Linked DNA regions of Homo sapiens: region 1 is linked to region 2. A link is a loop called in an ENCODE intact Hi-C map of the cell type or tissue named here. Cell type or tissue: adrenal gland. All regions are shown on one strand. Each heading gives the region's core, and the rest is flanking DNA. Links, peaks and the distances in the headings are about the cores only.

Region 1 (4,402 bases), core at 143-4,142, 50 kb before region 2:
GTTACAACCGTTCCCTAGATATGTGGTCAGTGGGAGTTATCATCTATGTGAGCCTCAGTGGCACATTTCCTTTTAATGAGGATGAAGATATAAATGACCAAATCCAAAATGCTGCATTTATGTACCCACCAAATCCATGGAGAGAAATTTCTGGTGAAGGTAAAAAAAAAAAAAAAAAAAAAAAAAAAAAAATTTTGGCTATGTGTTTTAAGCCTAAACATCTTTCTCATCCCAAATCAGTCTGTCTCTTGCAACTTATCTTTTTAGTACATCTCCCATTCATCTTCCAAATTCAACTAGTTACCAGTTTTTTGAGCACTCTTCTTTTTATACTTTTATCTGTGTCTTCTGTATAGTTCCCAGGCATAGCACTTACATAGGCCCCAGTGGCCTCATTGTCAAACCACTAAAATATCTTTTTAACTGTCTTACCTGTTAAACTCTTTTCTGGTCCTTCCTAGTCACTACTGCCAAATCTATCTTCAGGAAACATTACTTTCATTTATGGTGCTCCCAAACACTTCTCTTTAACCACCTTACAGGCATAGTTATCTGTGATATGGTCCATGCTTACCTTCTAGCCTCATCTCCCACTACTCCCTACACAAACCTAGTTGTTTACTCTTCTGAACTGTTTTCTGCAATTTGCTTGGGACTGTTTTTCCCTTGTCTACAATCCTTCCTATTAAAATTCGAGGACCCCTTAATTTGTGGCTCATCTATAAAGTTCCCTGACTACTCCTCTACACTGCAGAATTTACTTAGGCTAAAAAACATTTGGGCTTTTTTATTATCTTTTTTTATTTTTATTGAGACGGGGTCTCCCTCTGTCACCCAGGCTGAAGTGTGCACAAACACAGCTCACTGCAGCCTCGACTTCCTGGGCTCAAGTGATCCTCCCACCTCAGCCTCCTGACTAGGTGGGATGATGGGTATGCACCATGGGCCACCCACACCTGGCTAATTTTTAAATTTTTTGTAGAGATGGGGTCCCACTATGTTGCCCAGGCTGGTGTCAAACTCTTGCACTCAATTGATCTTCCCAACTTGACCTCCCAAAGTGCTGGGATTACAGGCATGAGCCACTGCACCCAGCCCCATTTTTTTCTTAAGTATTCATTCTTTTCATAATTGACTTTTCTAATCTTCAGAACAAGACTGTGAGCTCCGTGAATGAATACCTAGCTCCGGTTCCTTATACCTAGAATGAACTTTATAATCACCAGACACACTGCAGTTTGTTTTCCTCTCTCCTGTGGACCTCTGCTGGGAAGCTGCATACATCTCTTTTTCCTGCCTAGTGAAGGCTTTTGAATTTGCAACTCCTGGTTCTGTACCCGTCAAGAATAAGTTGGCTGGCCCTCTTTAGTCTGCTGATACTGATAGGAAGGACAAGTACACTACTTAAAACATTATTTAACTGCCCCATAGAAGTTAATAGAACCAGTGCTGGGGAATACCCCCATCTGGATTTAACCAGCCCATGTAATAGGTAGATCTTTTTTGTTTTTCCAAAAGTACTAGGCCTAATCATAGGATTAACTAATATTCCATCAAACTGGGAAAAGTTTAAGAACAACATGTGAAGACAGTAGCAGGTTTGCTTGGTAATGAAGAAAGCTAATTGAAGAAGCTCATAAGAGATGTTTTTTGATGTTAACCAGTGTTATCTCAGACCTCCTGAGGCAGTGTGTTCTGTAGACCTCTTCTATCAGAATCACTTTGCTAGTTTGGTAGTATAGAGACAAGAAATAGAACTAGGATGGTACAAGTCTTTCCATTTGGTTCGTGTCTGGGTCTAGCCTTTTGTTACCAATATTTCAAATGTACCATTATATAGGGCTGTAGTTAGTATGTAGTTATTGGTTGCCTTGGTTTTGCAATTGATCATTCTCCAAATAAGTGAATAAAATATATATACCAAGAACTCACCATGTACACTAAAACACCCTGAAACCTATTTGTTAAAAGTGTAAACTTTTGGTAGTTAAGCTACCACCTCAATGTGACCATATATAGAGGCAAGGCAGTGCCTTTCCAGACCAAGTCAGGGACTAGAGTGCTCTCTAGCATTGGAGCGGGGTGGGGAGGATCAGAGAGTCTGTTTCATTCATCTTCAAATAATAATAGTTAATACTTAGCACTTATGTGCTAAGCACTGTTCTAAGCCCTTAACATATGTCAGCAACTTCATGAGGAAACTGAGGCATAATATAATTTAGTAACTGACCCAGTATCACACAGCTAGTAGGTGGCAGAACCAGACTTCAGCCCAGGCAGTCAGGTTCCAGAGTATATACTTTAACCTGTACTCTATACTGCCTTATAAAGGCAATGAAAATTTGACAGATACACTTAAATCAGTAAACATTTATGATTCATTTTACATGTTAGCTAAAAGTCCACGTCCTTGAGAAGCAAAAATTCCTCAACCCTGTATTTCTATGGGTTGAACTGCCTTCTAGGCAGTCACAAGTTTGGGGTACTCTGTGCACCCAAATTCATGTATCTTGTTTTGTCTTTTCCCTTAGCAATTGATCTGATAAACAATCTGCTTCAAGTGAAGATGAGAAAACGTTACAGTGTTGACAAATCTCTTAGTCATCCCTGGCTACAGGTAAAAAAAAATGTAATCTCTCTTTGGCAATCCTCATTTGAGTAGTTCACTCTGATTTGTCCCACCTAATGAGACCACTCTAAGATCAGCAGAATAATAAAAGTGCTCTTAAGTGATTAATTTGTACTATGGCTGAATCTCTGGAAACCATACAGCATTCAGATCGGTAATGACAGGCAATTAAACTCCCATGAACTGAAAGCAATGACTTAGCCTTTCATAGACCTATGTGTTCATTTCACCTTTTTGTAAGATTAGTATGACATATTAATTTATCAAATTTATTTTAAATGTCTACTGAAGGATTTATTTTTGCATTGAAGAGATTTTTTAAAAATGTTTGGCTTAATTCTCCCAAAGTTACTTTATAGATTTATCAAAAGATACCCTCCAAACTTCAGAGTAAGGAGGGAAGCTTTAGAACTATTTTATAGGGAGTGAGAGGCAGAATTAGCTTTAAAACAAATGTAATCTCATCTACCAGTTACTAAATTATCCTAATAAGCATCCAAGCACTTTCCCCCACTTTGAGTAAGGTTTAGGCCTCACGTTGTATAGAACAAAATGTTTTAGTGATTATTATTAGCCACCTAAGAAGCCTGAAGCAAATTTTTTTTAATTTCAGAAATTAGTTACGTTCATTCATTGGAGACTCTGAGTTTGAAAAATTTCTTTAAATTGCTCATTTAAAATATCACAAGTAGAACTTAGTACATAGTAGATACTTATGAGTAGCGCCTGTCAATTATTTGACTAGGGCACTAAACAACAACAAAAAAAAACACAAAACAAAAACCAGGTTGACAGTATTTTGTTTCTTTTGTTTCATCATTACAATTTCATTTTCTCCTAGGACTATCAGACTTGGCTTGACCTTAGAGAATTTGAAACTCGCATTGGAGAACGTTACATTACACATGAAAGTGATGATGCTCGCTGGGAAATACATGCATACACACATAACCTTGTATACCCAAAGCACTTCATTATGGCTCCTAATCCAGATGATATGGAAGAAGATCCTTAATCACTGAGCTAACCTAAATAAGGAAGGATTTCATTTTATGGACTGATATTTTGCTGTGTAACTTGTTCTTTGTAGATTGTCATCTGCAGTGCTGCAAAGATATGAAGAAATATGATAACGAATAAGTGACACCAGTACTGTAGTTCATAATGAGTAGGTACAGGCGGGAAACTGAATAATAAGAAGTCATAATGGAATCAAGGTGAAGCTTTTTATAAACTTTTTTAGCCTAAGCAATAACTGGTTTTGTATTTTTTCTTAATCCTTCACTTTAATACAATAGGCTCACTTAATTTGTCTTCCCATTTCTCTTTATATATATATATATAAATATAAATATATGTTTGTTTGTTTTTTTAATGAAAAACAAGTCAAGCTAGCATCCAGTTACTATATAGCTTGGCTAAATTATACAAGACTTACAAGATTGATTACTCGACAGGCTTGTATTTAAGAGGTAACTGTGAGGTTACCATTATGTGATGTTACTATAAGGACTTTTAACATTGGTTTAACAAACCATAGAGGCATTGAAGGGTTTTTCTTAGATGCCTAGAAAAAGCGCACTGGGCTGTTTTACCTTTCTTTTTTAGGTCAATCAAGACTCCAAAATAGTGATTCCTAACCTTTTTGGAGTTGCTCTGCTACTCTGAATATGTTCTATACAGCATAAGGATTGTCACCTTCTGTGTGTTGCAACAGCTTCTAAGATAATTAGGGACAAATGATGTTACAAAAGGAAGAGTACTGCTGGTCTA
Region 2 (4,402 bases), core at 121-4,120:
CCTCTTTGTCTTTTTTAACTGTTGTTGCTTTAAAGTCTGTTTTGTCTGATATAAGAATAGCTAGTCCTGCTTGCTTTTGGTTTCCATTTGCATGGAATATCTTTTCCCACCCCTTTACCTTAAGTTTATGTGAGTCCTTATGTGTTACGTGAGTCTCCTGAACACAGCAGATTCTTGGTTGGTGGTCCAAATGTATCTTTTAAGAGGAGCATTTAGGCCATTTACATCCAACGTAGTATTTGAGATGTGAGGTACTATTCTATTCATCATGCTAGTTGTTGCTTGAATACTTTGATTTTGTTGTTTTTTCATTGTGTTATTGTATAGGCCCTGTAAGATTTAGGTTTTAAGAAGGCTCTATTTTGGTGTACTTCAAGGTTTTGTTTCAAGATTTAGAATTCCTAGGCTGAGTGTAGTGGCTCACACCTGTAATCCCAGCACTTCGGGAGGCCCAGGCGGGCATCACCTGAAGTCAGGAGTTCAAGACCAGCCTGGCCAACATGGCAAAACCCTATCTCTACAAAAAATACAAAAATTAGCTGGGCATGTTGGTAAGCCCCTATAATCCCAGCTACTGAGGAGGCTGAGGTACAAAAATCACTTGAACCCATTAGGCAGAGGTCGCAGTGAGCCAAGATCACACCACTGCCTTCCCGCCTGGGCGACAGAGCAAGATTCCATCTCAAAAAAAGAAACAAAAAACAAAGATTTAGAACTCCTTTCAGCATTTCTTATAGTGCTGGCTTGGTAGTGGTGAATTCTCAGCATAGATATCTCTCCTTCATTTAGGAAGCTTAGTTTTGTTGGATACCTTTTAAGGAGACTAAACACGTTGCCACACGCTGTTCTGTCCATCCATGTGGGAGCTGCACGTTAGTCCTGTCCCCTTATCCGCCATTTTCCTCCTCAGCACAGCAGATCAACATGTTTGCCTCTTTGTTTTGTTCTCTCCAGGGCCCCAGCAGATTGGATGGTGCCCACTCACATTTGAATGCAGATCTTCCTTACCTAGTCCAGAGATTCACATGCTAATCTCTGCTCATTCATTTTTAAACCATTCAATTATAAAAGCCTTGCATTTTTCAGACACCTGTTATCTTTTTCTTTTCTCAACCATTATTTGCCATTTGACCCTTGCAATAATCCATGCTCCTTTATTATGATACGAACTCTTCTTTCTGCTAATTGTTTTTTAACATTTTTAAAAGTATTATCTTACAAGATTCTGCTTCACAGTGTAACACAAGGTGCTAATAAAAGAAAAAAGTGCTGTATCAGGTGACAGTCTTAAGATTTTTGATAAAAATGTAGAAAGCACTGTACATACTTTGCCTCCAGTGCCTCTCTGGCTTCTGCTTACTGCTAAATACTGATGACTAAAAATAGATCTGCAAAGTTAAATAATAATAATGTTTTAAAAAGTTTCATGCGCGTCTGTATGAAGAGACCACCAAACAGGCTTTGCATGAGCAACAAGGCTGCTTATTTCACCTGGGTGCAGGCGGGCTGAGTCCGAAAAGAGAGTCAGTGAAGGGAGATAGGGGTGGGGCCATTTTATAGGATTTGGGTAGAAAAAAGGAAAATTGCAGTCAAAGGGGGTTGTTCTCTGCCTGGCAGGAGTGGGGGTCACAAGGTGCTCAGTAGGGGAGCTTTTGAGCCAGGATGAGCCAGGAGAAGGAATTTCACAAGATAATGTCATCAGTTAAGGCAGGAACAGGCCATTTTCACTTCTTTTGTGGTGGAATGTCATCAGTTAAGGCAGGAACCGACCATCTGGATGTGTGCGTGCAGGTCACAGGGGATATGATGGCTTAGCTTGGGCTCAGAGGCCTGACAAAAAGTTTCATTTACATATTGGTAGTAGTCTTTCAGAGCCTCACGCCTACAAAATTTTATCAGCTCTTTCAAATACTGCTGTCAATTTCTTAGTCCTGTAATAACTATGATTTAACTGATACATATTTAAATTATAACACGTTATCTTCCAGATTTTGTCTTCCCTTGAGTATCTAAGATCATGTTTTAGTATTAGCATAAGATGAGATATAGGCAGTTTTTCTCAAAAGCATCCCACAGAAAAGTGTTGCTTTACTTCAAGTTCTACTGAGCCTTTTATTAAAAGATGCTGGTAAAAGGAATTTGAGGAGAAGAAAAAAATTTTTTAATGTTAAAAAAGATGCTCTGAGCTTGTTTCAAATAGTAAAGTACTGTTTCAGAAGACATTAGCCTGAAAGGATTTCAGATCTCAATTGATAATAGTTTTGGATGCAGATTAAAGAATACCCAACAGAATTGACTGAAACAAAAAGAGGCAAGGAATTTTAAACAGATTTATTAATTGATTCAGATTTATTAATTTACTAATTGATCACCCTACATTTACAGGTGTTAGAGTAGATATCCTTAAGAATAAACATACCTTATAGAAACTTTAATCAGCCTGGGCAACACAATGAGACCCCATCTCTACAAAAAATCAAAAATGGCTGGGCGCAGTGGCTCACGCCTGTAATCCCAGCACTTTGGGAGGCCAAGGCAGGTAGATCACAAGGTCAAGAGATCAAGACCATCCTGGCCAACATGATGAAACCCCATCTCTACTAAAAATACAAAAATTAGCTTGGCGTGGTGGCATGCACTTGTAGGCCCAGCTACTTGGGAGGCTGAGGCAGGAGAATCGCTTGAACCCAGAAGGCAGAGGTTGCAGTGAGCCGAGATCACGCCCCTGTACTCCAGCCTGGCGACAAAGCGAGACTCTGTCTCAAAAAAAAAAAAAAAAAAATCAAAAATTAGCCAGGCATGGTGTTACATACTTGAGGCTGAGGTTGGGGGTGGGGGCGGGATAAAAGAAACTTTAAGAAACCAGTACAGTACAGAAGTGCCTACTCGTTGAGGTCACAGATACATCACTACAGGATGAATAAAACCCAAAAAAAACTTCCTAATGCATGCAAATGTGTATTATACAGCTGTTAAGTAACATACATATCACCTTAATAAAAATCAAGATGAAATGTTTTAGAAACTATTTTATCAAAAGTGGCTCTGATACAAAGACTTGTACATGATTGTTCACAGCAGCACTATTAATGCCAAAAAGTAGACAAAACCTAAATGTCCATTAACTGATAAGCAAAATGTGGTATATCCATACAATGGAATATTATGTAGCCCACAACATGGCATGGAGTACTACAACATGGATGAGCCTCAAAAACGTTATGCTAAATGAAAAAAGTCAGATATAGGAAACCACATGTCATATGATCCCATTTATATGAAATAGCCAGAAAAGGCAAGTCATAGAAACAAGATAGATCGGAGATGGGTTGGAGGACTACAAATGGCACCAGGGATCTTTGAAGTTGATGGAAATGTTCTAAAATCAGACTGTGGTTGTGGTTGAACAAGTCTGTAAATTTACCAAAATGCGTTAATACACTTAAAACAGCTGAATGTTATGATCTGTATTTAGTAAAGCTCTTTTTAAAATATGGCTCTACTACTGCTAGAGACATTGATATCAAAGATGCAGAGTTTGAATAATTGTTTCAGGAAAAGTTTATATATTCAGTACTACAGATAAGTTTTTTTTTTAAAGGAGAACCTTTTTCGCTGTTATAAACAACTTCATTTATAGCATAATAAACATACTTTCAGTCAATTTCTTTACAATCTAAAGACCCCTGAACTAAATTTTATGTTGTGTCTTAAGTATTTCAAAACCCATCCATGTCAAACTGATAATTTTACTATTGCTTGATACTATGTTATTTCCCTTATGGGTAAAACTTCGATCAGTGGCCAAATCTGAAAAGCAAGAAGACACTCTTGTCATCTGAACAGTTCTATTAGGATGTTGTTAGCTTTTTGAAAATATTATATACTAACTCTTAAATTATATTTAAATGCCAGCTACCCAATGGTGCCAGAAGATTATTGCAATTGTTTTTACCCAAGTATAATTTTTAAAATAAAATCATGTTGCATTGCATTTTTCTAAAATCATTAGATTTATAATTGAATAATGTAGACTTACAATTTTTTTTAGGGCCAAGAAAAAAGAAAAGAAACTTAAATGATTCCAGCCTATTTGTATCTGCTGAAGAGGTAAGGCTAATGTACTGTTTTAACAAGCTAGCTATTCTACATTATTTTTAGTTTTCTAATAAATTTATCGTTTTTGTTTAAAAGTTTGGCCATCTATTGGATGAAAATATGGGATCCAAGTTTGATAACATTGGCATGAATGCCATGGCTAACAAAGATAATGCAAGTAAGTAACTTAAATTTTTTTATTGATGTTTTAAAAATAGCTTTGGCTTGGAACTTCAGAAGATAGGAAATTTTCGTTATTTTATTTATTCTTTTTTTTTTTTTTTTTTTTTTTTTTTTTTTTTTT

Evidence for each region. Hi-C counts contacts between places; a loop is a spot of excess contacts. Peaks named below come from ENCODE experiments on the same cell type or tissue, not always from the same donor. Only the 100,000 strongest peaks of a DNase experiment are listed, where the experiment ranks them.
Region 1: it touches region 2 in a loop (9-fold over the local background); 1 of 110 quality-filtered maps calls a loop at or near these places.

The regions. Positions count from the first base shown.
Region 1 is chr2:37,252,419-37,256,820 of GRCh38, reverse strand. It overlaps PRKD3 (protein kinase D3), which reads left to right. Exons shown (of 19, transcript NM_005813.6): 17 at 1-159; 18 at 2,532-2,617; 19 at 3,471-4,402. The coding sequence ends at 3,644. It also overlaps a transcript of NDUFAF7 not described here. Among named protein-coding and RNA genes, the nearest start is that of NDUFAF7, 23 kb to the right of the region's middle. In adrenal gland, for the core only: no CTCF peak of the experiment used is centred there; no DNase peak of the experiment used is centred there; H3K27ac peaks cover 205 bases.
Region 2 is chr2:37,202,658-37,207,059 of GRCh38, reverse strand. CEBPZOS (CEBPZ opposite strand) reads right to left here. Exons shown (of 5, transcript NM_001322374.2): 5 at 2,317-4,402. CEBPZ (CCAAT enhancer binding protein zeta) reads left to right here. Exons shown (of 16, transcript NM_005760.3): 14 at 4,052-4,110; 15 at 4,195-4,276. Among named protein-coding and RNA genes, the nearest start is that of CEBPZOS, 8.4 kb to the right of the region's middle. RefSeq lists enhancers at 850-1,654, 1,655-2,458. In adrenal gland, for the core only: no CTCF peak of the experiment used is centred there; no DNase peak of the experiment used is centred there.